Regions from separate parts of the Homo sapiens genome. Here region 2 is linked to region 1. The links are chromatin loops, found by intact Hi-C in ENCODE. Cell type or tissue: heart right ventricle. All regions are shown on one strand. Each heading gives the region's core, and the rest is flanking DNA. Links, peaks and the distances in the headings are about the cores only. Region 1 overlaps SLMAP (sarcolemma associated protein). Region 2 overlaps FLNB (filamin B).

Region 1 (15,160 bases), core at 4,755-12,754:
TTTTTAATAAGCAGAAGGAATGCACTCTATAATTAACAATAAAAAGTATAGTACATGCATAAACTGATAAAGTCATATAATACTATTATGTATTATGTACTATATATAATTATATGTGCTATACTTTTATATAACTGGCAGCACAGTAGGTTTGTTTACACCAACATCTCCTCAAACACGTGAGTAATGCCCCCTTGTGTTACAATGTTAGGATGGCTATGATGTCATTAAGCGATAGAAATTTTTCAGCTTCATTGTAATTTTTGGGGACTACTGTGTATATGCAGTCTATAGTTGACTGAAATGTTGTTTTGTGGTGCATGACTGTGTATGTGTGTATGCATAGATATATGTCTACATACACACAGTGTGTATGTATGTGTGTGTGTGTATAAAATGCAAACCTGAAACATTTGTTAGCTTTTTCTATTGTATGTTTTTAAAAACTTGCTCTTCCAAATTATGAATAAAAAGAAAACAAAAAACAGGTGACTTGTTTTCTATTATGGGAGAAGTTGCAGTTAGAGAACCTCTAATAGCAGTACTTTCAGCCCAACAAATGAGACTAAAATGATGTGGCCCATATACATGGAGTAGCCATTTCCTATCTGCAGGGAATATGTTCCATGACCCCCAGTAGATGCCTGAAATCACAGATAGTACCAAACCCTATATCTACTATGTTTTTTCCTATATATACACATACCTATGATAAAGTTTGACTTATAAATTAAGCATAGTAAGAAATTAACAATAATAATAAAATAGAACAATTACAACAGTATACTGTTATGTGAATAAAAGTTATGTGAATGTCAACATTCTGTCTGTCTCTCTCAAAATATCTTGTACTGCACTATAACTGAAACTGTGGAAAGGGAAACCAGAGATAAGCGGGGACTGCTGTATGTTTTACAAAGTACTATCAAGTTTCACTACTTTAAAATACATCAAGTGGGATGTAATATGAAAATATTTTAGAATATGCTGAAAATTGATCACTCCTCAAAAGAATCATGATGAGCTTATTAGAATCTGTTTTGTGATTTGTAATACTAGGAGGCCTTACATCGGGAACAAATGTTGGAACAGAAGTTAGCCACGCTTCAGCGGCTACTAGCCATCACCCAAGAGGCTTCAGATACCAGTTGGCAGGTATTCCAGTTGTTTTATATTTAAGAAACATTTAAACATAGTTTAATATTCCATACATGTTAAATAAACTAAAATGTAGCAAACAAAGACAAAGTTATTTCCTAACTAATGAACAAGTTGTTGAAGATTTAGCATTTTACAGTGGATGCTGGTCAGTTTTACGCTTTTATATCTTTTGTTGTCAGTAGCAACCTTTTTTTATATACATGTGACTTTATAATTACTCGGGTTTTACTTACATTTAATTTTTCTTCAATAGGCTTTAATAGATGAAGATAGACTCTTATCACGGTTAGAAGTTATGGGAAACCAATTACAGGCATGCTCCAAAGTAGGTATTAACCTCAAATGTGTAAAATGAAATGCATAGTTTTTTATGTAACATCATTTCTTTGACTATCATTTTGAGTATATGCTAAAAACTTCATACATTTCCACAATTCTTTTAAATCTTTTGTGCTGAGAAACGTCAGACATCCATGTAAATAAAAATAATTACATAATGAATACCCATGTACAAGTCTGTCTTTTTTCTATTGCAGTTAATATTTCTTGAAAAAACTGGGTCATTTGTCCTCTAGAATTTCCCTCAGTCTGCATTGTTATTTAAACATTTTTTAGCTCCCCCTCCCACTCCATAAAGTAGTAGTTCCATCTAGAGATTTGATGTGATTTAGGTTCAGTTTTTCTTTTTGTCAACAACACTTTATGGATGGTATTGTGTTCTTCCACCAAGGGACAACATAATGTCTAGTTGTCTTTCTTTTTGAGATTTTTATCAATCATTGATGATCCCAGGCTAGATCCATTATTTCATTACGGTTACAAATAAGGCTGGGCGCAGTGGCTCACACCTATAATCCCAGCACTTTGGGAGGATGAGGCGGGCGAATCACCTGAGCTCGAGAGTTCAAGACCAGTCCAACCGACATGGAGAAATCCCATCACTACTAAAAATACAAAATTAGCCGGGCATGGTGGCACATGCCTGTAATCCCAGCTACTCAGAAGGCTGAGACAGGAGAATCCCTTGAACCCAGGAGGCAGAGGTTGCAGTGAGCCAAGATCGTGCCATTGCAATGTAGCCTGGGCAACAAGAGTGAAACTCTGTCTCAACAACAACAACAACAACAAAAAAGTTACAAAAATAATGATGTAATTCTGTTATTCCTTCACTTATTTAGCTGGGTTACTTCTATAAAGAGAAGTTTCCTTCCATACACAGTGGCTCATGCCTGTAATCCTAGCACTTTGGGAGGCCAAGGCAGGCGGATTGCTTGAGGTCAGGAGTTCAAAACCAGCGTGGCCAACATGGCGAAACCCCGTCTCTACTAAAAGTACAAAAATTAGCTGGACATGGTGGCATGTACCTGTAATCCAAGCTACTCAAGAGGCTGAGACAGAATTGCTTAAACCCGGTGGGGGTGGAGGTTGCAGTGAGCCAAGATCGCACCTCTGAACTCCAGCCTGGGCGACAGAGCGAGACTGTCTCAAAAAAAAAAAAAAAAAAAGCGGGGGCAGTTTGAGACCAGTATGGGCAACATGGCAAAACCCAGTATCTACCAAAAATTAAAGATTTGCTTAGCATAGTGGTACATAACCTGTAGTCCTAGCTACTCGGGAGGCTTAGGTGGAAGGATCGCTTGAGCCCAGGAGTTTGTGATTACAGTGAGTTATGATCGCAGAACTGCGCTCCAGCCTTGGTGACAAAGAGAGACCCTGTCTCTAAAAAAACGAAAAAAGGAAAAACAATGGCCATTGTTTTTTGTAACTTTGGCATCAAAAACCAAATACCACATGTTCTCATTTATAAGTGGAAGCTAAGCTATAGGTATGTAAAGGCATAAAGAGTGCTATAATGGACATTGGAGACTCAGAAGTTGGGAAAGTGAGAGGGGAGTGAGGGATGAAAAACTCCCTATTGAATACAATATACACTACTCAGGTAATGAGTGCACTAAAACCCCAGACATCACCACTACATAATTCATCCATGTAACCAAAAACCACTTGTATCTCTAAAGGTATTGGAATAAAAAAATTTAAATAACCCTGAGGTATGTTTTCTACGGGGAAAGCAAGATAAGTGATTTTCTCCCCTTATTTATTAGATTTCAGAATAATGAATTGGTGGTTTTTCATCTACCAAAGACTGGCCATGAAGTGTTTTCTCACTCCACTTAGATTTAAACATATTTGATGTATTTAAATCTGGTGCAGTTGTTTTTCTTGTTTTAGAGACAGGGTCTTGCTATGTTGCCCAGGCTGGTCTTGAACTCCTGGGCTCACGCAATCCTCCCATCTCGGCCTCCCAAAGTGCCACGGCCAGCCTATTTTTCTTATTGATGCTCAAATTATCCCATCTTTGGTCTGTGTAAATGTCTTCAGAGTGATAGCTTCATGCTGTCATTTCAGACAAGATGTTTCAGGCTCATTTTGTACTTTTCCTGCCCCAGACATGAAGTCTGCTTTTCCCCCATGGTACTCTTATTCCTTTTGTTTTAACCATTGTTTCAGAATGCTTGGTGCCTTTGAAGGTAATTGATTATTTTTGCCTACAAATGTGAATATGGTGGCTTGCAGAAAATATGACAAATATAAAAGTAACTAATTTTGTATATTTTAGGGAAATTCTCAATTGCCTATAACTTTTTTTTTCTATAGGAAGTGGAAATTAGTAAGTTTGTGAAGGCATAATTTACTTATGCAACTTGTAAATACATCTTTAGTTAATACAGGGCCAGAATCATTTATGTTTGGAGGTACCTTAATATATAATTTAAAGTATATCATAATGTGTTAATTTTTTTCAAACAATAAATGCTTTTAAAAAATAACTTGTCTATAATTATAAATATCTTTTATTGTAGAATCAAACAGAAGATAGTTTACGAAAGGAACTTATAGCATTACAAGAGGATAAACATAACTATGAGACAACAGCCAAAGAGTCCCTGAGGCGGGTTCTTCAGGAGAAAATTGAAGTGGTTAGAAAACTTTCAGAAGTTGAGGTATTTCAATCAAAAAAAAAATACTAAATAGTATTATGAGTGTTCAAAAAAATCTCAAGCATTCCAGGATACTTTAAACTTGGGTATTATTATATAGTTAGGAAATACTTTCTGTCTGTCAGGTGGGAAGGAACAGTTACGCTGCTTTCATTGACAGCAATTCTCCATGTGAGTTTTGGTACTTACTCCCTAGTCAATGGCTGAGGAAATAAAAGCGTAACCAGGGAATCTTATTGTTTGCATTCTGCTTAGGATTCACCCTCCATACAGCAGACCATGATATGTGCTGGGGAATTGATTTCCTGTCACTTGGTTTTGCTTTGCTTCTATTTGAGGGGGGTCAGTGTAAGGCCAAGAGTCTACACTACTTGTTCTTTTTTAATTCACTCTGCAGAGAGGAAAACTAGCTGTGTCATATATTTAGGAAGTTCAAAGGTGAAATCATCTCCAAGGTCCTTTCTAGGTCTTGGAGGAGCAATCAAAATGCAATTTTTATTGCTTTGGGGAAAAAAATTCTAATTCATAATATAGATCTTTTCTTTGAACCACTGCAAAATTACCACATAAATAATGTATTACTAGAATTAGTTAAAATGCTCATCAGAAACTAAATGGTAAACATACCTTTCCTTACTACAGGTATAGTTTGTATTGCTACCTCATCCCATAGTGCCTGATTCACTGTTGTGTGATTAATTTGATATATAAAGAAAGTTACTAAGTGTCTTTTAATTTTTTATTAAATTGATTGCTGGATATTATTAAACTTGCTTTCAAGGATTGATAGGCTTAAAATATTTTCACAGCTAAAAGTCATACCCATTGGCCTTTCAAAAATGTAATTATATAAAGGCAGCATCCTTTTCCTGCCCCTGCTCTCCCTCCACTTTTATTTTTTTGTTGTTTTTGTTAATTCTTAGTTATGTTTTCTGTTTTAGTGTGAATTGAAATTCTTATGTTATTTGACTCAGCTTTATTTAAAGTCCAGGGCAGATGTTGATTTAGAATAGTCCATAGAATTATACTTTTTATAAATTTCATTTAGAAGGAATTCTAAATAACAAATATACACTTATTCTAATTAAATTGCCTGTAAACTTGAATCGCAGCGAAGTCTGAGTAATACTGAAGATGAATGTACCCATCTGAAAGAAATGAATGAAAGGACTCAGGAAGAATTAAGAGAATTAGCCAACAAATATAATGGAGCAGTTAATGAGATTAAAGATTTATCTGATAAATTAAAGGTATGTATTTACTCTGCCTGAAAGTATGTTAAGCTAATAATCCCTAACACACTAGATAGCTTAAGATTTTAGGTATTGCTTTAGCTGGGCGTGGGGTGGCGGGCGCCTGTAATCCCAGCTTCTCAGGAGGCTGAGGTAGGAGAATTGCTTGAACCCAGGAGACGGAGGTTGCAGCGAGCTGAGATCACGTCACTGCACTCCAGCCTGGGCGACAGAGCGATACTCCATCTCAAAGGAAAAACAAACAAACAAACAAACAAAAAACAGTTTGGGCCAGGCGCAGTGGCTCACGCCTGTAATCCCAGCACTTTGGGAGGCCGAGGCGGGCAGATCATGAGGTCAAGAGATTGAGACCATCCTGGCCAACATGGTGAAACCCCGTCTCTACTAAAAATACAAAAATTAGCTGGGCGTGGTGACACATGCCTGTAGTCCCAGCTCCTTGGGAGTCTAAGGCAGAAGAATCACTTGAACCCAGGAGGCAGAGGTTGCAGTGAGCCAAGATTGCACCACTGCACTCCAGCCTGGCGACAGAGCAAGACTTCGTCTCACAAAAAAAAAAAAAAAAAAAAAATTCAGTTTGAAAACCACTGGTATAGATAGATATTTTGAATTGATTTGCATAGTCTCCTTGAATGTGTTAAATTATGCTGAAAGTATGAAAGCAGGATGTAGGTGGTACTACATATTAAATAAGATTTCTATAAAAAAAGATTTTAGGTATTGCTGAATAGTTATTGATGTAAAAATTTGGTAACAGTTGAAATTTATAGTGAAAATAAGGTGTCTGTATTCCATTTAGCCCAACCTCCATTACTATAGATAATTGAAAGCCTGTAAATGCTGACATAGTTCCTCTGGATGAATATGTAGTCAGTGCTTCACAATAGACATTTCTAAAATATATAACAGGAAGTAGATGAGAATCAGCAAAACCCATGATATTCAGATGTTTTAAAACCTAAAACTGCTTATCATTAGGCCATCTAAAAGGCAGGGCCCAGCTATTTAGTGCTGTGCTGGAACAAGCCCAGAGAGAATCTGGGAATGATCTCCCTTTTAGCTTTCAGGGATGCTGTTAACTCTGCTTTAGCTGCCATTCCCTCTATCTATGAGACATCTAGGATAAGGACAGATCAGATCATAGGGTAATGATAGGGTAATGTCTAGTTGGTCCTTTAGAATCTTATAACTGAGGAAAAAAAAAATCTTATAACTGTTTGTGAAGGTCCATCTTGGTTTAATTCAAACTATGGATTGAGTGCCTAGAAGATATGTGTTTGTTAGAGAAGACCAGAGCATACCTCCGTTGGTTAACCTATGATAGTTTTCAAAGTTGGTCTTGTTAAAAGGAGATTGTCATTGTCCATTTTTGTTGCTATAAAGGAATAGCTGAGCCTGGGTAATTTATAAAGATAAGAGGTTTATTTGGCTCACAGTTCTGCAGGCTGAAGCTTCAGGCTGCTTCCACTGATGGCAGAAAGCAAAGTGGAGCTGGTACGTGTTCCATGGTGAGAGAGGGTCTGGGAGAGGTGCCAGGCTCTTTTTAAAAACCAGCTTTCATAGGACTAATAGAGTGAGAATTCACTCATTACCATGAGGACAGCACCAAGCCATTCATGAGGGATCTGCTCCCATAACCCAAACACCTCTCATTAGACCCCATCTCCAACACTGAGGATCAAATTTCAACATTGAGGCTTGGGGGACGAACATCCAAACTATAGGCAGAGAGGTCTTTTTGAATAGTGATTGTACTGTCATCTCGTTACTAAATAATTTTGTTTAAAATTTCAGAATGTTAACATGATAGAACTTCAAAATTGAAATGATAGTAATTTTAGGGAAAAATCTTACTTCCCTCTTTAAAAATACGATTTTTTTTTCCACATTGACCCTTTACCTCTGTGTGTACTGAGCCTACTTGCTTCCTCCAAGTTTCTCTCTCCTGGGTGTTATGGAGGAATAACCCAATGCAGATAATTTTTGACATCAAGCCTTTGTCTTTATCATCTTTACTGGTTTAGAAATGTCAGGTTAGCCGGGCGCAGTGGCTCATGCCTGTAATCCCAGCACTTTGGGAGGCCAAGGTGGGCTGATCATCTGAGGTCAGGCGTTCGAGACCAGCCTGACCAACATGGAGAAACCCCGTCTCTTCTAAAAATACAAAATTAGCTGGGTATGGTGGCGCATGCCTGTAATCCCAGCTACTTGGGAGGCTGAGGCAGGAGAATCACTCGAACCCGGGAGGCGGAGGTTGCCTAGGCAACAAGAGTGAAACTCCATCTCAAAAAAAAAAAGAAAGAAAGAAATGTCAGGTTTACAGATAATGTTCTGTAGAACATTTCTTTTCTACAGAACAAACTTTTCTTAGAAGTTTAAGTGAATAAAGGCATTCCTGGGGCTCGCTCTTAAAACAGAGTTAGGTTTGTTAAATAACTGAATTTTCTTATTTTTCTAGGTAGCAGAGGGAAAACAAGAGGAAATCCAACAGAAGGGACAGGCTGAGAAAAAAGAATTACAACATAAAATAGATGAAATGGAAGAAAAAGAACAGGAGCTCCAGGCAAAAATAGAAGCTTTGCAAGCTGATAATGATTTCACCAATGAAAGGCTAACAGCTTTACAAGGTAAGTAGCTAATCCAGAAATTGATTTTATTTTATTTTTTTTCTTGTTATCTGTGAAATATCTTTTTTTTTTTTGGACTTTTATTTACAGTACGGTTAGAACATCTTCAGGAGAAAACTCTTAAAGAATGCAGCAGCTTGGGTAGGTGGCATCCATATTTCTTACTTAAACCTGAATTTTATCCTTAAACTTTTGACCTTGTTTACTGTCTCACACTGCATTTTTTAAGGGATGTTTTATGTATTAGGTATAAAGTATCTATATTCTTTTAGAAAATTTTCTTTAAAAATATGCTTGATTGCCACCAGTGGGCACCATTGTTTTCCTTGAGATGAGTGAAATTTCTGCTCTGAGATCTTCTACCTCGGGATATTTAAATAAGAAAAGTACATGAACAGCAGGATCCCTTTTAAAGTGTTCTATACAATCTTAATCTTAGGAATGCAGAATGCCATGGTTACACTTGAGACCACATTTAAAGTAATACTTCTTTGATCAGGCAATGATATACTGTCTTAATCCTAGGGATACAAGTTGATGACTTCTTACCTAAAATAAATGGGAGCACAGAAAAAGGTAGTGTAAAAAACTTAAATATATATATACTTTTTATGATATCATTTTAGTATTTAAGCAGGATAAGGAGTTCAGGGTTTTAAGTGTTTGGAATGAAAAGCATGCTCTCACAGATCATTGAACCCCATCATTTAAAAATCAAGCTTTCCTTTATTTTGTAAGAGTTGATGCTGTGATCAATTCTTAGATATCCCTTGTTATATGGAAATTTCAATTACTCAAATCAGAAAATTATTAAGTTCACCTTTAGCAATATATAATATAGATCTTTTTCCCCACTCTGTTTTTCGAAGAGCTGTACTACCATTTTGTTTCATCAAGTTCTGCCTCCAGTGATACTTGACCCCCATTTAAAACATTCGAGTTTATTTAACAGCTTATTGAGCCCTTGGACATATCATAGAAACTACTTTGTTTATCCATCTGTTTCATTGATCAGAGAGAACAGGGTCAGTTTTTTCTGCCATCAGAAAAATCTTTTATTAGTTGTTGGTTCTGTGACCCTTCTTTCTGGACAGCGTGGGTTCTCTCTTGCCAAAAACATATAGCCACTATTGGTTTTCCTGTCACTACACGGGGTACTTTTTACCCAGTGACCTCTATTATCCTTCAGTCTTGAAGATCCCTAGTCATTCTCCTTCTCTCCCCTTCCATCTAACATTAATTGAGCACCAACTATGTGCCAGACCCTGCGCTAGGTGCTTGGAGTACAGTAGAAATTAAACTCTTTTCTGTGTTTACCAATCTATGTGCCTTTCATCTCAGTTTTCTACAGAAGTTAGTCGAAGATATCAGAGTTGATACCCAGAACTTATTAAATATTTTTTCCCTTAGCCAGGCATTGTGGTGTGCGCCTGTAGTCCCAACTACGTGGGAGGCTGAGGTGGGAGGGTCAGCTGAGCCCAGGAGGTTGAGGCAGCAGTGAGCCATAATTGTGCCACTGCACTCCAGCCTGGGTGACGAGCAAGGCCCTGTCTTTAAAAAAGAAAAGAAAAGAAAAGAAAAGACAAAATATTTTTTCCATGTATCAAGGGATATCATAATAGTTCTTGGGCAGCAATCAAACTGGTAGAGTTAGGAGGTGGGTTTTTTGGTTCTTTTTTGGTTTGGTTTTGTTTGGTCAGGTTTTAATCAAGAGCTGGCAGTATAGGCTCAGGTAATTGTGTGTATGTTAGCTGCAAGGTCAAAACCTTATTTGCATATGTAATGAATTTTGAAACTCTCAAGAAAAATGTTCATTAATCATTGCTGTTTGACTATTCTACGTATGTTTTGTAAAATGCATTGACTTTTTAAAATTCCAATTTGATGGAATTTAAATTTGAGAATTTTTAAAGGTGTAGTTTATATTCATTGCGATCAAGCAGATCGCTTGAGCTCAGGAGTTTCAGACCAGCCTGAGCATCATGGTGAAACTTTATCTCTACAAAAAATACAAAAATTAGCCACGCATGGTGGCCACACACCTGTAATCCCAGCTACTCAGGAGGCTGAGGTGGGAGGATCACTTGAGCCCAGGAGGTCGAGGCTGCAGTGAACTGAGATCATGCCACTGCAGGCGATGGGAGTGAGACCCTGTCTCAAAAAAAAAAAAATCATGTCCGGGGCAGTGGCTCACACCTGTAATCCCAGCACTTTGGGAGGCCAAGGCGGGTGGATCACTTGAGGTCAGTAGTTGAAGACCACCAAGGTCTGGACAACTTTGTGAAACCCTGTCTCTACAAAAAATACAAAAATTAGCTGGGCGTGGTGGCACGCTACTGTAATCCCAGCTACTCTAGGAGGCTGAGGCAGGAGGATCACTTGAACCTGGGAGGCAGAGGTTGCAATGAGCCCAGATCGTGCCACTGCACCCCAACCTGGGCAACAGAGTGAGACTCTTGTCTCAAAAAACAAAACAAAACAAAACAGTCAATCAGTCATCACCCTCTTGATTTTATATTAATAATGTTAGTATTAACCCAAGCTGGGAACCTGCTATTCATTCCTTCAGTTAAGAGAATCGTTTTATGTACATGGAACCATCTTTATACTATTTAGAGTTGTAAAATTACTGATTCATTTTTTTCCAGTTCCAGTTGGTTCAGATGAAAATAATAGTAGACTGTTTTCATATTGTATTAATATAATTGTTAAAGACTCCTTGATTTTAAGAATAAATATTTTAGATACTTAAAGGTAACTCCTTGCCATAATTATTTTTTCCTTATTTGTGTGCTTGCTTTTTTGGTGGTGATATATTGAGTTACGGTATGATAGTGACTAATAGAATATTTTAAAAGAAACTAAGCAATAAATTTCTAGATGTACACGAAAACTTAGTTAAGGGTGGACTTTGGAATAAGATGCGTCACTTAATTCCATTCCAAATCACTTATAATAATGAACCAATTTTCAAGTATCCCAGTATTACCAATGTCCATACCCATATTATATAATTTTAACTAAATTATTCTTTAAATAGTAGAGAGCCAAATATAGTTGTAAGAGAATATTTTTAAATATCTGAAGATGTTAAAATTAATAATACTAATACTTTCAGTGAATCCCATTTTAAAAATTAAATATAATGTAGCTACTAAAAGCACAGGTTTTGTACTGTAAATTTTTTGTGTGTCTTATCTAATAAGCATAAGCTGAATGTATCTTAGAGAGTAAAGGACAGTGTTGTCCGAAATAAACATAAGGCTGGGTGTGGTGGCTCACACCTATAATCCCAGCACTTTGGGAGGCCAAGGTGGAAGGATTGCTTGTGTCCAGGAGTTCAAGACCAGCCCGAGCAACATAGTGAGAACCCATCTCTATAAAAAAATTAAAAATTAGCTGGGCATAGTGGTGTGCACCTGTAGACCCAGCTCCTCAGGAGGCTAGATGGGAGAATCACTTGATCCCAGGAGGTCAAGGCTGCAGTGAGTCATGATCACACCACTGTACTCAGCCTGGGTGACAGAGTGAGACCCCATCTCAAAAAAATAAAAAATAAACATAATGAGAGCCACATACATAATTTTAAATTTTCTGCTGGGCAAAGTAGCTTGCTCCTGTAATCCCAGCAAGGGAGGATTGTTTGAGCCCAGAAGCTCGAAACCAGCCTGGGCAACATAGTGAGACCCCATCTCTAAAAAGAAAAAAAAAATTTTTTTTTTAAATTAGTGAGGTGTGGTGGCATGTGCCTGTAATCCCAGCACTTTGGGAGGCTAAGCAGGGAAGACTGCTTGAGGCCATTAGTTTGAGACCAGCCTGGGCAACATAGTGAGACTTCTGTCTCTACACAAAATTTAAAAATTAGCCAAGTGTGGTAGTACACACCTGTGGTCCTAGGTAGTTGGGAGGCTGAGGAGGGAGGATCCCTTGAGCCCAGAAATTCAAGGTTGCAATGAACTATGATTGTGCCACTGTACTCCAGCCTGGACAACAGAGTAAGACCCTGTCTCTTAATTTAAAAAAATTCTGGCAGCCACATTGTATTAGTCAGGGTTCTCTAGAGGGACAGAACTAATGGAATATATATATATATATATATATATATAAAATATATATATGTGTATTATATATAAAAATATATATTATATATGTGTGTATTATATATAATATATATTATATATATTATATATGTGTGTATTATATATAATATAATATATGTTATATGTGTGTATTATATATAATATATGTGTGTATTATATATAATATATATTATATATGTGTATTATATATAATATATATTATATGTGTATTATATATATAATATATATTATATATATTATATATATAAAGGGGAGTTTATTAAGTATTAACTCACACAATCACAAGGTCCCACATAGGCCATCTGCAAGCTGAGGAGCAAGGAGAGCCAGTCTGAGTTCCAAAACTGAAGAACTTGGAGTCTGATGTTCGAGGACAGGAAGCATCCAGCACAGGAGAAAGATGTAGGCTGGGAGGCTAGGCCAGTCTCTCTTTTCACATTTTTCTGACTGCTTATATTCTAGCTGCACTGGCAGCTGATTAGGTTGTGCCCACCCAGATTAAGGGTAGGTCTGCCTTTCCCAGCCTACTGACTCAAATGTTAATCTCCTTTGGCAACAACCTCACAGACACACCCAGGATTAATACTTTGTATCCTTTAATCCATTCAAGTTGACACTCAGTATTAACCACCACACACATTAAAAATATAAAAAGCTGGGTGCAGTGGTACATGCCTGTTGTCCCAGTTACTTGGGAGGCTAAGGTAGGAGGATCCCTTGAGGCCAGGAGTTTGAGGTTGTAGTGCACTACAATCACACCTGTGAATAACTACTGCACTTGATCCTAGACAACATAGCAAGATCCCATCTCTATTATATATATATATATATATATATATATATAATATATATAAACAAAACAAATTCTAATGATCTATTTTGCCTACAGCATCCAAAATATTTCAATATTAATAAATATTAAAATGATTAATAAATTATTCATAAAATTTCATATCACTGTTTTCTTACTAATTCATTGAAATCATTGTACATTTGTTTTATGCTTAGGACATCTCAATTAGAGCTAGCCACATTTGAAGGGTTTAGTAACTACAGTAGCTAATGGCTATAGTATTAGATAACACAGGTATATAAATAAAAATCCATAGGAAACTCATTTATATAAATAAAATGTATTTTAAGTAGAGTGGTTCTCTATCTTTTTATATTAATATCAGATTTTATCTAAACCAGTTTAGTAAATATTTTAATGTAGAGTTCAGATAAAAGTGTGATTGTTAGCTTTGTAAGTAATGGTAGGATGTCCCTCTTTAATAAATGTCATCTTAAGTTCTTTGATATTAGTCTGAAATATGTTTCAAATATGTTTTGTAAAGTCCTTTAGTTAAGTTAAAATATCATTCCAAATGAGTTTATATATATATAACATGATGATGTAGTTTGAGTTTTTAAAGTGTTACCATAGCTAAAATGGGATTTATGAAAAACAACTTTTTATCCTGGCAATTACTATTATACTGAGGGCTCCCGTTTTGCTTTTCCTGGATCCAGTTGTCAAATTCTTATTTATTAGATTTTTTTTAAATTTCAAATTTCTGTTGCTGTTAGTATTTTTTTCTTTTTGAGGCTATATTGTATCACTATATAGTATTCTAGGTATGTAGTGCATTGGTCTCTCCAAAACACAAGTTTTATCAACCTTTTTCCTCCATGTTTTTGTCTTATACTGATGGTGATGATAGATGAGAGGCTCTGCACACCATGTAACTTATTAAAGCATAATGATAAATTTTAGTATAGAATTAAAGAAGGTAGCCAACAGGAAGGATGTAAAGAGAGGTAAGGCATGATCTAAGTAGGTAGTGTCTGCCTCTCATGCAAAGTTGAGACGACTGAGGAGTAACGTGGCCTGAGGTGGACGAGAGGGGAAGGAGGTTTTTATAGAGAGAATGGTGCCAACTCATGTGTCCCCTTTGACAGATTCTAATGCTTTCACACTTTCCAAGTAGTCATTATGTCAGAATATGTTTTTAACACTTCAACTTCCAAAATAGATTTGGTCATTTTGAAAGATATAAATACACGTTAAAGGACATTATCCAGATTCAGAAGTAACTCTTTAAATCACAATAAAGATTATTGTAAGAAAAGAACTGAAACTTTTATTTAACCACTATGTTACATTTTTATTGTCTCCATTCATTTCTTTAAATGAAAAATAAATTCTGTTTGACTTGAGCAAAACCATTTACCAAGCTCTTACTTTGAAATGAATAGGCACTGATTTTGGTCATTTGGGCAGAGATAAACAATTTAATGTTTTAATACTGTATGAGGTACAGATTAAGTGACTCAAAAGGGAAGATTATGAAATGAATATGTAAAACTTATTACATCAATTTCTTAAAAATCTTATGGTATTACTTTATGATATTCTTAAAGTATTTACCTTTTGCCTCTTAACTAAGATGAATAGCTTTGAAGAGGGAGTATGATAGAACAATCACTTGAAAATTAATTTAATTTAATAATGACAAACTTAAATTATTTAAGGGTATTTGTTGAGTTCTAGTGGACAAAAGGTGGAAGAACCATTTTAAAGCAATATATTTATGTGATTTTCTTGAGCTCTTTGGATAAAAACTACACCTTTAAAAGCTAACCATTCAGTGTACAAATTAATAATAATTTTCAGTCATTTAACTCCAAAATATGTCTGCTTTAGTATCAAAATATATTAAGCCTTTATTAGTCTTACTTAGTACCCATGTTAATACTTTTCAGTTTTCCTACCTTTGCTGTTGGTTTTCAAAGACAGCAACAAACTATATCCTTAAAGGTGTTTCTTTCTTTATTAGAGCACTTGCTTTCAAAGAGTGGCGGGGACTGCACTTTTATTCATCAATTCATAGAATGCCAGAGTGAGTACAGAGTATTTTTCACATTGATTTTAATGAAGTCAGGGGCTAAAACTTAAAAGTGAGAGGTAAAATGAGGATCTCAATGTGTTTGTTATAGCAGAAGTGCTTAAAGGGGCATCTTTAGACAGCAGCAAA
Region 2 (15,160 bases), core at 3,743-11,742, 250 kb after region 1:
CCAACAGGTAGGGTCCTTCTCCCCTCTGCTCCCCTGGCCCCCAGCCAGGCCCCTTTCTATGCAGTCGGTGCTGGGTCACTGTGGACACCAAGGGGTGTGAGAGGTGCTCTGCCAAAGTGCTCCCTGATGGGAGGCAGCTCCTGGCACTTTGAACCCCTCTGGGAGCACCTATAGGAAGCCCAATGGGTTCTATCAGGTGAACTGCAGAATTCCCCAAAAGCAAGCAGGAAGCTGGTCCCATATCTCCACCTTTGGTTTGCATTTTATCAGAGAAATGCTCAGTTCTTGATATTCAGGCCCTAATATCTATCTTTCTGTTACACATGTGCACACATGTGCACACACACACACATACACACACACACGTGCATTCCCTCGCGGCCTCACCAGCTGCCTTTTAGTCTTTTCATTAATTACCCACAGAAAAAGAGCTGCTACACCTTTGTGTTTCCTTCCTGGTCCTTTTAGCTTAGTTTACCCTTTTTATGAGGTGTTGGAATGAGGTCTTTTCTCAAAGAGCCAGTTCAGCCTTTCGTCCCTAAGGCCCAGCACACTATTTAGGGCAGCAAATTATTCCCCTTTACAAAATGCAGGATTTCACATGTGATCTTACCATCTAGGCTGGCTTACTCTGATTATTTCAGGCCATAAGGGCCTTAAAACTGCCTCTCTGTACAAGTTAATGTTTATTTGTTTAAAAACATTAAAAAAAATTTGTATCGTGGTAAAATACACATAACACAAAATTTACCGTCTTAACCATTTTTAAGTGTATAGTTCATTAGTGTTAAGTGCATTCATTATGTCGTGCACCCATCACCACCATCCATCTCCATAATTCTTTACATCTTGTAAAACTGAAGCCCTGTATCCATTATATTTGTTTAAAATTTTGTTTCGCTTCATGTTCACACCTCTGGGGTCTGGAGAGCAGACATCCTGGCAGAAAAGTCTGGATTTTAATACTTAAGCCTAGTGTTCGAAGTGGTTGTTCCAAGCCTCTGAGATTCCTTTATTCTTAAGGGAAATGATCCTGCTGTGTTTGAAATGCCATTTGTAGGAGAAGAAGGGCAACGCTTTCTGCAGAAGCACTGCTCAGAAGCCTTGCTCCCGTCTGGGTCCTCTCAGCGAGGAGCAGTCAAGAGTCAAGTGGGGAAGAAAGAGGATTATAGTGAGGAAGGGGTCATGGTGTAACTGTCCCCTGAGTTTGGGGGCTGCACTCCCTTGGAGATGGAATCCTTACTGTGAGAACATCCCTGCAGTGGGAGGGATTCCCTGGGCGAAGGGATTCTGTGTGTCGTGTTATAAATGTGGCCCCTTACATCCAGGCTTGCTGCTGTTTGTGCTTTCTTCCCCAAATTTTTATTTTTATTTATTTATTTTTTAGACAAAAGTCTTGCTCTGTTGCCCAAGCTGGAGTGCAGTGGCATGATCTCAGCTCACTGCAACCTCTGCCTCCCAGGTTCAAGCGATTCTCCTGCCTCAGCCTCCCGAGCAGGTGGGATTACAGGCACATGCCACCACACCTGGCTAATTTTTGTATTTTTGGTAGAGACGGGGTTTCGCCATGTTGGCCAGGCTGGTCTCCAACTCCTGGGCTGAGGCAATCCTTTCACCTCAGCCTCCAAACCTGCGGATATTACAGGCATGAGCCACTGCGCCTGACCTCAGTATTTGTCTTTTTGTGACTGATTTATTTTTCTTCCTATATGTCCTCCATGTTGTAGCACGTGTCAGAACTTCATTCCTTTTCGAGGCTGCATTCCACTGTATGTATATATGTTTTGCTTCTCTCTTCGTCTGTTTTTTGTTTGTTTTTTCTTGAGACTCGCTCTGTTCCTCAAGCTGGAGTGGCACTGTCTCGGCTCACTGCAACCTCTGTCTCCTGGGTTCAAGTGATTGTCCTGCCTCAGCCTACCGAGTAGCTGGAAGTACAGGCACGTGCCACCATGCCCAGCTAATTTTTGTATTTTTAGTATAGATGTTTCACCATGTTGGCCAAGGTTTCACCATGGGGTTTCACCATGTTGGCCAGGCCGGTCTTGAATTCCTGATCTCAGGTGATCTGCCCACCTCAGCCTCCGAAAGTGCTGGGATTATAGGCATGAGCCACCGCGCCCGGCCATCTTCATTTGTTGAAGAACATTTGGGTTGCTTCCGTCTTTTGTCTGTTGTGAATAATGCTGGGTGTACAAATATCTCTTTGAGTCTCTGCATTTAATTCTTGTGATTATAAACCCGAAATGGAATTGCTGGATCATATGGAAATCTCTTTTTAATTTTTTGAGAAACTACTATACTGTATTCCACAGTGGCTGCACTACTTTACAGTCCTGCCAACAGCATGCAAGGGTCCTGGTTTCTCCACATCCTTGCTAACATTTGTTTTTTTTCTGTTTTTTTTTTTTGTTGTTGTTGTTGTTGTTGATAGTGACCATCCTGTTGAGTGTAAGATGGTGTCTTATTGTGGTTTTGATTTGCATTTTCCTAATGATTAGTGATGCTGATCATCTTTTCATGTGCTTATTGGTCCTTTGCATATTTTCTTTGGAGAATTATCTACTTGCCCATTTTTATATCAACCTTCTTAATTTTATGTTGAGTTTTAGGAATTCTCCATGTATTCTGGATATTAGTTCCTTATCAGATAAATGATTTGCAAATATATTCTCTCACTCCTTGGTTTGCCTTTTCACGCCGTTAACAGTTCTCGTGTGCAGGTTATAAACGCGGCTTCTTATCTCCAGACTTGCTCTTCCTGTGCTTTAAAATAAAAAATCCAAAACAAAACATTCATTATTAGTAATGATAAAACTAACACTTTTATAGATAGAGCATTCTTTTCTCATCAGGCCACTCAATAGTAAGTAGGTAATTATTTTCCTGCTGATGGTTCTGAGGGTTGGTGGGAGCCTTACTACTGGGTGCACCACGCTGAATCTTCTTTGTTGCCAAATTCTCCATATTCTTTAGGAGAAAGCACCAGAAAGCCATAGCTGTCTGCGTACAATGACTGGGATCACAAGGCCATGACGTCTTCTAAAAACATTTTGTGACTTCTGCTTTATTCTATGTCTATATGCCTTTTAGTGTTTTGGCTGAGCCGTTAGAAAGTAAGTTGCAGATATCAGGACAGGGTCAGGGTTTGACCTGCATCCTTGGAAAGGACTGCAGAACCCAGTACCCCAGACGTCCCCTGCTGCTGGTTGAGGCAGAAGTGGAGATTAGGAGCCTAGGTCCGGTTTTGTCCCCTTTGAAGTAATGCTGGAGTGGGAGGCTCCTTACTTCAGAGTCACCCCAAGGTCACATTCATCCAGTTCTCTGATAGCAGCAGGTTTGAGAACTGCTGCCATGCTGAGTACTCACTTAGGGCTTTGTGTCCGGATGCTCCCAGGATGCATTCAAGGAGCCGGGTGGGCCTTGGTGGCGGTCGTTGCCACCAAGTGGCAACATCCAAGCTGCTTGAAGCCACCCACAACCCCACAACCAAGAGAAGAGAAGACCAAAGTCCTCAGGTAAATCACAAGTGTGAATGACTTGCAGGGTGGCACTGGGGTCCTTCTTGTTGTTTGTTGCTTGGAGCTGGGTTTATTGTTTCATTATTTGGGCAACTTGCAATTCTGCCTATTTTTCTATGGCAAAGAACACATTAAATCTCTCCTTAGATTGAATTTCCTTCCCACCCCCACCCCCAGCACAGAGCCTGGCCCTATAAGTGCTCTGTGTGGATTAATGGCTGTGAGTGAGCGAATAAATGACATGGCGCCTGGATTCACAAGCGGAGATGGCCTAAGAACGTTGTAATCTGGTAGAGGAGTGATGCCAACACCTCCTCATTCTCCTTTGAACTCTGTTTTCTGAAGAGCAGCTAAAAGCTCAAGACTGGGCTAAGGAAGTGTGCCCTTGGATGTGGTTAAGAGACCTGGGTCAGCCCAGAAAGCCACCCCCTGACACGGGGGAGGGAGCATACTTTGAGGGCTGACACCCACAGGCACACCTTCTCATGGTAGTTTTAGGGTATAACAGGCTGGAAATCCCCAGAAAGGTGGCTGCTTGGGCATGGGTGTGTCCTGGCCTGGTGTGGGCGCTTCCCCCTCAGAACACAGGCTGTGCCACGTGGGGAGCCGAGGTCCTGCCTGAGTAACCCAGGTCCCTGATTGCTGGTTTTGCTCCCTGACACCTGCAGGCCTGCCACTCCACCTCGCAAAGTCCCTGAGTGACAGCTTGCAGGTGCTTGCCTGCCTGGGGTGGATGAGTGATGTGGATGGCTGTAGGATCCTGTGAGTCCCTTGAGGATGCAAAAGTAGAGCGCGTTTTGCCTTAGAGGAATGGACTTGTTGGCTTGGGGCTTGAGGACCCTCCCAGAGGTCAAAGACTCGGTTTTATAGAAGGGAAGTGATTTCCCTGAGGACTTTGGTCTTCTCTTCTCTTGGTTGTGGGTGGCTTCAAGCAGCTTAAATTTCTCACCGCACGTTCCCCTGCGCAGAGCAGTTTGAGAAGCTGGTGGCAATGTCTCCATTACGTGCTGTGCTGGGAGCCACTAGGATTGGGGACCACTCCATGTAGTACTCTGGCACCTTTAGAAATCCCTGTGAGCTCACAGACCCTCACAGAGTAACAGCTTCTACCTTGAAATGTTCTTAACGTGGTGGTCCTGGCTGCTCCTGGAGGGCCCTAAAAGGGATGGTGCTGAGGGTGGCTCTCTCAGTCCCATCCTCTTCTGAGCTGTCTGGTCAGTGTCTTGTGTATGTATATTTTGAAGAATAAGATTCAGGTTTCAGAAGCATGTAGAGGAGAGTGAAACTGTCTTGCAGCCTGCGAAGTCGTGGCGAAATGCACTGGCCATCACTACCCAGACATCCCTCACTTCATAGCCCTGTTGGGGAATAAACACAGTCCATTCCTTAGTTGGGGCCTCAGGGGACACTTTAAAATGCTGTAGGCATTGTAGGTGTAAATCTCCGAGATTTTTTCCCTCCCCCTTCTTAGGTTATTTAAGGTACAGTTCATTTTCTATCTGAGTTTTTGTTTTGTTTTTGACTGGTAACAAGAGCATACTTTCTTTTATGGGATGGGTGGGCTTAACTGGAAGAGGGTTTTTCCCTCTCTTTTTTAGCACTTCAGAGAAGAGGCCAGAAAACTTTATGCGGGTGAGGGAGGAGGTATCCCCAAGACCTCTGGTTAGCCTGAGGTCTGCTTAGTGAGCCCCTGAATTGTTAGGGGCTGTGGGGAAACGGAAGCTCGGGAAGAGTTGGCACGTTGGGAATGCCACGTTGGCTGAAGTAGCGAGTCAGTCCTGCCTTAAACAGTACAAAAAGGAGACCTTTCCTGCCCCTTGGCTGGCTCCCAGCTCTGTTGAATTTGACCTGTACACATTTTACCAGGAAATGTTGTTCACATGAGGCAGGGGGCCAATTGGTTTTGTGTGCAGTGCTTAAAAATGCTGGAAAATTAATCCTCTCTTCATTGATGCAACCAGTTTTTTTTTTTTTTTCTTGGCCTTTACCCCCTTCCTTATTACAAAAGGAATGTGACAAAATATACATAGGCCAAATGCTACACCCTTTTAACACTTGATCAGCAACAGCTTTCAGCAGGGCCTGCATTCCAGCAAGGCTGCTGGATTCTTGGGGGGAACTCGTCTCTCCCTCACACTTTCCTGTTACATTATGCCTGGCCGATTGTGGTGAAGGGGATCTTGATCTACTGAGACAGCCATGAGATTTCTTGGAGCCTCGATTTGGAGGGAGGGAACTTGGCCAACCATGGAGAGAAGAAGCCGGCTGTGTGCCAGCCTGGAACCGGCGAGAGGAGAGAAATGGCGCACACATGGCTATCGCGTGCCACCCGGCCACCCGTGAGGGTGCCTGCCAATCCTGCAAGCACCATCTGCCTTCACACTTGCAATTTTATTTTCTTTCACATGGAAATGGAAGTTCAGATATTGTGCGATGGTCTTAGCACAGGTCTAGGTGAACTCTTGCAAATCCCTGTTGCAGCCTGGGGGCCTCAAACTGATTCCTAGGACAGAAATGGTTCTGTTTGGTGAGTGGCCCCAGGCCCAGCTGCACTGGCTGGCACTGGGTATGATGATGGGGAGGTGGTGTGGCAGAGCAGCTAGGACACAGATTTGGGGGCCATGGGTATGAGGCCCAGCTCGCACCCTTACCAAGGTGTGTGACTTGGGGCACGTTCCTTTACCAGTCTGAGCCACAGTTTCCTCTCCTGAAAAAATGAGATGACAGTAGGAACTACCCCTTAGGACTGTTTTGATCTTGAATTGAGGAAATGCATAAAAGCACATAGCATGGTGCTTGGTGTGTAGAAAATGCTCATTAAGTTGCTTCTGTTATTATTAGCTGCTCTTATTTGATCTAATTTTTCTGTTATTCTTGCCTTGTGGTCAAAAGCTAGAAGAAATAGATCTAAGATACTTTCTACATTGATTGGAATCAAGTCTCCCCTGTCCGTGAGAAGAATGAGGGATCTTGAGGGGATTTTAAATGCCAAGTTAGCTTTTTGGTACCCAAAGGTAAACTGAGTTTTCTCTCTTGTTCCAGGGCAACATGCAGGTTCTGGTGACTTACGGTGGCGATCCCATCCCTAAAAGCCCTTTCACTGTGGGTGTTGCTGCACCGCTGGATCTGAGCAAGATAAAACTCAATGGGCTGGAAAACAGTAAGTGCCTGAATGGAGAGCAGATGGGTTGTTGATGACCCCCCAACGTGGCTGCTGGTTAGATTTTCTTCAAAAGGTGAAATTTGCAGAGAAGCAAATTCTATGTTAAGAGACTTTGCAGTTGCACAGACTTTGGTTCGAATTAAGGCCGTGGTGTGAAGTAACTGTGACTGTGTCTGCCCCTTAGCCACACCGAGACTCAGCTTTCTCATTTGTACAGTGGGGGGTGGTCGGCGGGGAGAGGTTGAGAACACCCATGGGAATATTTTGAAAATTATATGAGCTAATGGTTCAGAGGCTGGCACGTAGTCAGCCCCCTGGCATTGCAGTAGGAAGTTTTCATTAAAAAGAGAATTTGGGCTATGTTGCTTTCTGATGAGTTTCTAACTGTGCCAGCTATCCTTGGCAACTGAATCCGCACTAAGGTTGCGAGTCAAGCATAAATGCCAAATCCCTGGCACTCAGAAGTCACTACCACCACACCTCTGCCCCATCCCAATGTTCCTTTAGCTTGTTAGGGATTTTACTAGTATAAGCTCATTTCGCTTATTTTCAATTTTCTGATTATTTTTTAGTAGGGAAAATTTCAAACAGAAAAGGAAAGAGAATAGTATAACATGAACACTGATGTACTTATCACTCAGCTTCAGATGTGCAACACATGCTCATAAAATGATTTTTTTATACAAGTAAAAATATATCCATTTTTCATCTAAAAAACATTACAGTTAAGGGATAATTCCACTTTAACCCTCACCTCTCCTTCTCCCTAGGGTTAACCAAAGTTTTCAATTCAGTTTCTGTTCTTCCAGATCTTCTCTCTGCATCTATACATATAGATGTGCCTGTGGAACACATTTGGCTGTATTTATTTTGCATTAAAGTTGCCCTGCTGTATAAACCTACTTCTTCGGCCTGCCTTCCAACAGTGCATCTCGGGAATCATTCACTCCTACATCTTTTCCGTCTGTGTTTACTGCTGAGTGGCTCCAGACTGGATGTACCTCAGGGCTCACATTCACCTGGTTTCAGGCTTACTGAGGCAGGGCTGAGTGCATACCCCCAGGACGGGGCCTCCTGTATTCACCTGTGAGGGTTTCTCCAGAGTACCACTAGCAGTGCCATTAGTGAGCATCTTCCTTCACTCGTGACCCAAGTGCACAAGTTGCAAGCAAGGCCAGCTCCCAGTTGCAGAGATCCAAAGTGAGAGCTCACTGTTGGCTTTTGTGGCTGGAGCAGCCAGCTCTGAGTGTGTAAACGTCCACTGCCCAACCCTGTCATGTGTCCCCTTGTCACTCCTTTCCCCAAGACACTGAGAGCTTTGACTCCAGAACAGGAAAAGCAGGGTGCCAATTAGGAAAGCCTCTTTTCCGGTGGGAAGTAGCGATCCGGGACCTCCTTGCCTGTGGTTCGGCAGTGTCCATCTTGCCAGGCCCTATGTTCCTTCAGAGTCAAGGTTCTCTGGGTTGTGGCAGGGGCCCTGTGTTCCCAGTGCTTTTGTTTTGGGTAAAGTCCTTTCCCTGTTCTTGTCTAATCTAACACTTGGGCTTCCTGCAGCCCTGCTTTGCAGAGACCTTTTGGAAACCATCACGGTACAGTCAGTTCTCAGCACTTGCTTCAATCGGCTCGCATTTGGCAGCTCTGTGACTTCTGCTTTCTTGAGGGGGAGGGGTGCCTATAAGATGGAGTTGGCTGCCAAGAATTAGTAAATAAAACATTGACTTATGAGGGTGTTTGGATATCAAGTTAACACCAAAAGTAAGTAAATAAGAGACGACAGTGTCAGATTACAACTTTCTGGTCAGCAAAGATTGTGGGGTCAGGTAAATTTCACTTTGAGTCCCAGCTTGGCAGGCTGCTGCATATGTCACCCTGGACAAGTTACTTAACCTCTCTGAGCATCAGTTTCCCCATCTGTGAAAGCCATTGGTTAATAATAAATACCCCATAGGATTGTGGTGAAAATTAAGACAATAACCTATTTGTGCTTGGCATATAAAATGCATTCAGTAAATGATAGCCGTTATTGCTGTCATCACTAATTGATTATTGTGCCGACACTTGTTGTTACTGAGGCTGAGATGCTGATGATACTTACTCAGCTTTGCTGCTTGTCCTCTGCAGCAGCTGTTGCTTACAGTGGAGGCTGAGATAAGTCCCCGTGTCCAAAGAACCATTGCTTCTGTGCTCTGGATTGTTCCTGCTGCTGAAAAGGGTCAGCTCTTCACCTCAGCTTGTGTTTCTTTTCCAGGGGTGGAAGTTGGGAAGGATCAGGAGTTCACCGTTGATACCAGGGGGGCAGGAGGCCAGGGGAAGCTGGACGTGACAATCCTCAGCCCCTCTCGGAAGGTCGTGCCATGCCTAGTGACACCTGTGACAGGCCGGGAGAACAGCACGGCCAAGTTCATCCCTCGGGAGGAGGGGCTGTATGCTGTAGACGTGACCTACGATGGACACCCTGTGCCCGGGAGCCCCTACACAGTGGAGGCCTCGCTGCCACCAGATCCCAGCAAGGTCAGCCTTTGCTTTTGTCCCAGAACTTGTCTCATTGCTGTCAAACATGACACCATAGTCCTTCTCTGGTTCTTCCTGGCAAAGACCTTCTGAAAATCGTTTTGTGATGAAAGTTAGCACAATTCACTGTGAAAGGTCCCCTGGGTAGGTGGGTCACAACCCTGCTCCTCCTCTTGCTCTCTGACTACAAGACTTTGGTGAGGGGCTCCCTGTCCCAGAGTCTTCTTTCTTCGCTTGTTAGCATAATCACAGTCCTCACTACAAAGCCAGCCTGTAAGGGGTAGGTGAGTTAGCAAACGTGGAGGCCTCTGCCCAGCACCCAGCTCACAGACGGAGCTCACCCTCCAGAAGCTAGAATCATGTAATATAAAAATACATTATTCTGGCCAGGCGCGGTGGCTCATGCCTGTAATCCCAGCACTTTGGGAGGCCGAGGCGGGCGGATCATGAGGTCAGGAGATCAAGACCATCCTGGCTACCACGGTGAAACCCCGTCTCCACTAAAAATACAAAAAATTAGCTGGGCATGGTGGCGGGCACCTGTAGTCCCAGCTACTCGGGAGGCTGAGGCAGGAGAATGGTGTGAACCTGGGAGGCGGAGCTTGCAGTGAGCTGAGATCACACCACTGCACTCCAGCCTGGGCGACAGAGCAAGACTCCGTCTCAAAAAAAAAAAAAAAAAAACCACAAAAAAAAACATTATTCTTGGCTGGGCGCAGCGGCTCACGCCTGTAATCACTGCACTTTGGGAGGCCAAGGTGGATGGATAACTTGAGGTCAGGAGTTTGAGACCAACCTGGCCAACATGGTGAAACCCCATCTCTACTAAAAATACAAAGATTAGCTGGGTGTGGTGACGCATGCCTGTAATCCCAGCTACTCGGGAGGCTGAGGTGGGATAATCGCTTGAACCTGGGAGGCAGAGGTTGCAGTGAGCTGAGATTGTGCCACTGCACTCCAGCCTGGGCAACAGAGTGAGATTCCGTCCCCTCCAAAAAAAAAAAAAAAAGTTCATCGTCATTTCTTCATAGTAACCCTGACTCAAGGGGTTTTGGAAGATTTCCAGTGGTCTCAATGGTGTGAATCCTATGAAGGTGTCTTATTTGTTGAATTAGAGGTGAAAGCCTCCTTCCTCACTCTTTTTTAGAAACAGTTTAGTTTTATTATTATGCAGAATTTGTTGAGCAAATTGCAACAGCCCAAGCCACAGCTAGCTCCACAAGAGCCCTTCCATGAGCCCTCAACCTGGGATCTCGTGTATCTTTGTTGGAATGGACATTAGGTTTCCAAGTCCAGGCCTGTGATTTAGAAGGGTCAGGTTGGGTAGGAGAGAGGAGAGTCTTGGAGGGGCTGCTCCATGGGGGTCACACCTCTCTCCTGTGGGTTTTCGCTGGTGATTGAGTTCTGAGGCATTTGCTGCATTGACTGTTGTAGCTTTAACTCGTGTGCACGTGTGACACATAAAGCCCCAAGAGAAGGGCTGCCTGGCTCAGATGCACTTCCATGCTGATTATATGCATGGGTGTTGAAAGCAGTGCTGGCTGAGCAGCGATCCCAGTGCAGTTTGACTTTATTCTTTGCTCAAATAGGTGAAGGCCCACGGTCCCGGCCTCGAAGGTGGTCTCGTGGGCAAGCCTGCCGAGTTCACCATCGATACCAAAGGAGCTGGTACTGGAGGTCTGGGCTTAACGGTGGAAGGTCCGTGCGAGGCCAAAATCGAGTGCTCCGACAATGGTGATGGGACCTGCTCCGTCTCTTACCTTCCCACAAAACCCGGGGAGTACTTCGTCAACATCCTCTTTGAAGAAGTCCACATACCTGGGTCTCCCTTCAAAGCTGACATTGAAATGCCCTTTGACCCCTCTAAAGTCGTGGCATCGGGGCCAGGTCTCGAGCACGGGAAGGTGGGTGAAGCTGGCCTCCTTAGCGTCGACTGCTCGGAAGCGGGACCGGGGGCCCTGGGCCTGGAAGCTGTCTCGGACTCGGGAACAAAAGCCGAAGTCAGTATTCAGAACAACAAAGATGGCACCTACGCGGTGACCTACGTGCCCCTGACGGCCGGCATGTACACGTTGACCATGAAGTATGGTGGCGAACTCGTGCCACACTTCCCCGCCCGGGTCAAGGTGGAGCCCGCCGTGGACACCAGCAGGATCAAAGTCTTTGGACCAGGAATAGAAGGGAAAGGTGGGTTTCATTTAAAAAAAAAAAAAAAAAAAAAAAGACAAGCTGGGACTTAAGGGCTACCTGAAACTTGGAGCTGCAAACTCAGCCACCTGCAGGAGCCAGGTGACATATAAGGCGGTGCTCACCTGTTCCCTCTGCCTCGGGGAGTAGTTGGGGGGCCCTGGTGAAGGTTAAGCACATTGCATTTCTGGGGACCGTGCTACTCAACCCCTGTTTTCTGTTTCTCCATGGGGAACAGGACCTAGCATTGTCAGCAGAATCTCTAGTTTTTTGGCAAAGGCAGAAATCTTGATTTTTCTCTGGAAACTCAACATACAACATGTTGGCATTTAATTGGAAAAAAGTTTAAAATGTAGTGTTGTCTAACACCTGCATGCCACACAGCAGGTTAGTCTTCAACCTTTAACCTGTCCTCGAGCCCGGTGTGAGCAGTCGTGTTGTCACTTAGCCGTGGCTACTCTAGAAAGGCCTTCTTTGGGATGGAGGGGGTTAATATTCTTGATTTGAGAGTTAGAAAAACCAGTTTTCCAGTTACTGAAATTGGACTTCATGTGTCCTGAAGTGCCAAGAACCTTGGTTCTGGGGTTTGCTTTTGGGTCTGGGGTACTGGTGGCAGTGTTAGCTATGTGCTTGCTCTGCAGATGTGTTCCGGGAAGCTACCACCGACTTTACAGTTGACTCTCGGCCGCTGACCCAGGTTGGGGGTGACCACATCAAGGCCCACATTGCCAACCCCTCAGGGGCCTCCACCGAGTGCTTTGTCACAGACAATGCGGATGGGACCTACCAGGTGGAATACACACCCTTTGAGAAAGGTGAGCCGCCCTGTCCTCGGACTGGACCCTCGTTCAGAGCTGCCCTTGGTCATTGCCTCCTGGTGGCTGGTACTGATGCCTGCCCCATGTGCTAGGCCTGTCTCAGCAGGGCCACGTGCAGAGTGACAGAGTGGAAGTCAGCGTCCGCTGCAGTCACCTGCCCACTCAGTGCCTGGCTTGCTGGCCTTGTGTAATAGGTGGGCTGGGTTTAGCCTCAGTCTCACCTCAGCAAGTTATGGGGTAATGTCATGATGTTGCTCATTTGTGCCATTTTTCTTTGCGTATGAATTTCTTTCTTCTTGAGTATTAGGAATTATAAAAAATTTCAATAAATAGAAAACCATAAAGAAAAAAAAGTGCCATGTATATCTCCACTACCTGGAGATCGGAAGCCTGCGATATTCTGATATAGATATTTTCAGTCTTCTTGTGGATGCCTGTTTCTTCTGTTTCACGGGTTTCGCTTTTTCTTTTGGTTAATGGCTGGATGGTGTTTTCCCGAATGAGAGTAGTCTGTTTAGGATGACTGACTTGAATATTTGCTTGGTTGGGGTGGAGTGGCTTATGTGACTGCAGATAGACGGTTTGTATTATTTAAAAGTCAGATCATACCTACATTACTGTGGGATTGTTTTGTTTTGTTTTGAAACAGGATGTCACTCTGTTGCCCAGGCTGGAGTGCAGTGGTGTGATCACGGCTCACTGCAGGCTCAACCTCCTGGGCTCAAATGATCCTCCTGCCTCAGCCCCCTGAGTAGCTGGAACTGCAGGTGTGCACCACCACACTCAGCTAATTTTTGTATTTTTTGTAGAGATGGGGTCTCGCCATGTTGCCCAGGCTGGTCTTGAACTCCTGGACTCAAGTGATCTACCCACCTCGGCCTCCCAAAGTGCTGGGATTATAGGTGTAAGCCACTGCCCCCAGCCACATTACTGTGTTTTTAACCCCCTTTTCCAAATAACATAGTATAGCATGCAGACTTCGATGCTAGATGAAACTCTGAAGTAGAGAATCATTTTTCACAAATAGGGGATTTGTATGCAAATATGCGTTTCTGTTTGTTGTTTTGAGCAGGTCTCCATGTAGTGGAGGTGACATATGATGACGTGCCTATCCCAAACAGTCCCTTCAAGGTGGCTGTCACTGAAGGCTGCCAGCCATCTAGGGTGCAAGCCCAAGGACCTGGATTGAAAGAGGCCTTTACCAACAAGCCCAATGTCTTCACCGTGGTTACCAGGTAGGCAAGGCCCTACATTTGGTGTCTTGAGTCTCACTTTTGTGGCTAGATTCTACCTATGTGTCATGGTTTCCTAACTTTTGATAAGATGAATTTTTATTTTTATAACATGTATTTCCTTCTGTAGAGACTTATGTTACATAGAAAGACCAAGCATACCTAAAAAACATACCAAAGCACTTGATAATGGTCATGAAACTATTTAGCAAACCAGGAGTCAATCAAGCTCTATAACTTGATAATGTAAAAATTTGTAGCCAACCTTGTAAGTATTTTTATTAAAGTTGGTTGCAAGGCATATGCCTGCGTTGTACTTGCAGTCCTAGCCAGTGCAATTAGATAAGAAAAATAGGCTGGGTGTGGCGGCTCACACCTGTAATCTCAGCACTTCAGGTGGCCGAGACGGGACAATTGCTTGAGGCCAGGAGTTTGAGACCAGCCTGGCCAACATGGCAAAACCCCATCCCTACAAGAAATATAAAAATTAGCTGGGCTTGGTAGTACACGCCTGTAATCCCAGCTACTACTTGGGAGGCTGAGGCATGTGAATTGCTTGAACCCAAGAGACATAGGTTGCAGTGAGCCGAGACCGCGCCACTGCACTCCAGCCTGGGCAATGGAGTGAGACTCTGTCTCAGGAAAAAGAAAAATAAATGAAGCATAAGCATTGAAAATGAGGGGTCAGAGTGTCTTTACTTACATTATACTAATGTGAAATTCCCTATGTGAGAGGTGTAGTAATTGAGTTGGGGTGGCTACGTGGAATAGTTTATAAAGGGAATTTGCATGAATTTTGGCAATAAGCAGACCAGCATAAATAAATGGTGCACATTTCACTTTCTTTTCCACTCTTTCCAGAGGCGCAGGAATTGGTGGGCTTGGCATAACTGTTGAGGGACCATCAGAGTCGAAGATAAATTGCAGAGACAACAAGGATGGCAGCTGCAGTGCTGAGTACATTCCTTTCGCACCGGGGGATTACGATGTTAATATCACATATGGAGGAGCCCACATCCCCGGTGAGCTATTCCTCAGAGAGGACCCCAGAGAATAATTGATTTTGCAGGAAAATGGGTTTGATTTTGGTTATCTCTCTGAGTGGGGAAAACAATCTGATATTTGTAATAGCTGCAAAAGGAGAGTTTTTCTTAGGGCTACATCTCCAAGATTATCTCAACTCCCAGTAGAACCGGTAACATGGCAAAAAGCATCGGCTTAGAATTTTGACTGGAAACAGTTGTGCGTGTGTTGGAGGACCTAGTTCTTGATTCAGGGGAAAGCTGGTTCTTTACAAAGTTGAAAATCACAGTGGCTCACACCTGTAATCCCCAAACTTTGGGAGGCCAAGGCATGCAGATTGCTTCAGGTCAGGAGTTTGAGACCAGCCCAGGCAACATGGGGAATCCCCATCTTTACAAGAAATACAAAACTTAGCTGAGTGTGATGGTGCGTGCCTGTAATCCTAGCTATGTGGGGTGGGGGCTGTGATGGGACGATGTCTGAGATGGGAGCCTGGGAGGTTGAGTGAGCTGAGATTGCGCCACTGCGCTCCAGCTTGGGTGACAGAGGAAGACCCTGTCTCAAAAAAAAAAAAAAAGAAAAAGAAAGAAAATTTCTACCTTATTTTGTGCTTGGCTCCTTATTCATGTGTCTTGGTTTCTTTTTTTTCACTGACAATACTAGTAGCTGATCAAGATATGCAGATTCAAATTCTTTCTTTTGTATTTA

The links. Peaks named below come from ENCODE experiments on the same cell type or tissue, not always from the same donor. Only the 100,000 strongest peaks of a DNase experiment are listed, where the experiment ranks them.
Region 2: it touches region 1 in a loop (3-fold over the local background); 4 of 110 quality-filtered maps call a loop at or near these places.

The regions. Positions count from the first base shown.
Region 1 is chr3:57,856,674-57,871,833 of GRCh38, forward strand. It overlaps SLMAP (sarcolemma associated protein), which reads left to right. Exons shown (of 25, transcript NM_001377540.1): 7 at 1,060-1,155; 8 at 1,415-1,486; 9 at 4,026-4,166; 10 at 5,276-5,413; 11 at 7,875-8,043; 12 at 8,134-8,184; 13 at 8,569-8,619; 14 at 14,963-15,025. Among named protein-coding and RNA genes, the nearest start is that of SLMAP, 110 kb to the left of the region's middle. In heart right ventricle, for the core only: a CTCF peak has its summit at 8,361 (motif pointing right); no DNase peak of the experiment used is centred there.
Region 2 is chr3:58,112,312-58,127,471 of GRCh38, forward strand. It overlaps FLNB (filamin B), which reads left to right. Exons shown (of 46, transcript NM_001457.4): 18 at 1-7; 19 at 6,561-6,678; 20 at 8,930-9,192; 21 at 10,782-11,379; 22 at 12,021-12,194; 23 at 13,270-13,432; 24 at 14,291-14,451. Among named protein-coding and RNA genes, the nearest start is that of FLNB-AS1, 51 kb to the right of the region's middle. RefSeq lists a silencer at 4,032-4,181. In heart right ventricle, for the core only: no CTCF peak of the experiment used is centred there; DNase peaks (open chromatin) are centred at 5,350 and 8,120; H3K27ac peaks cover 3,715 bases.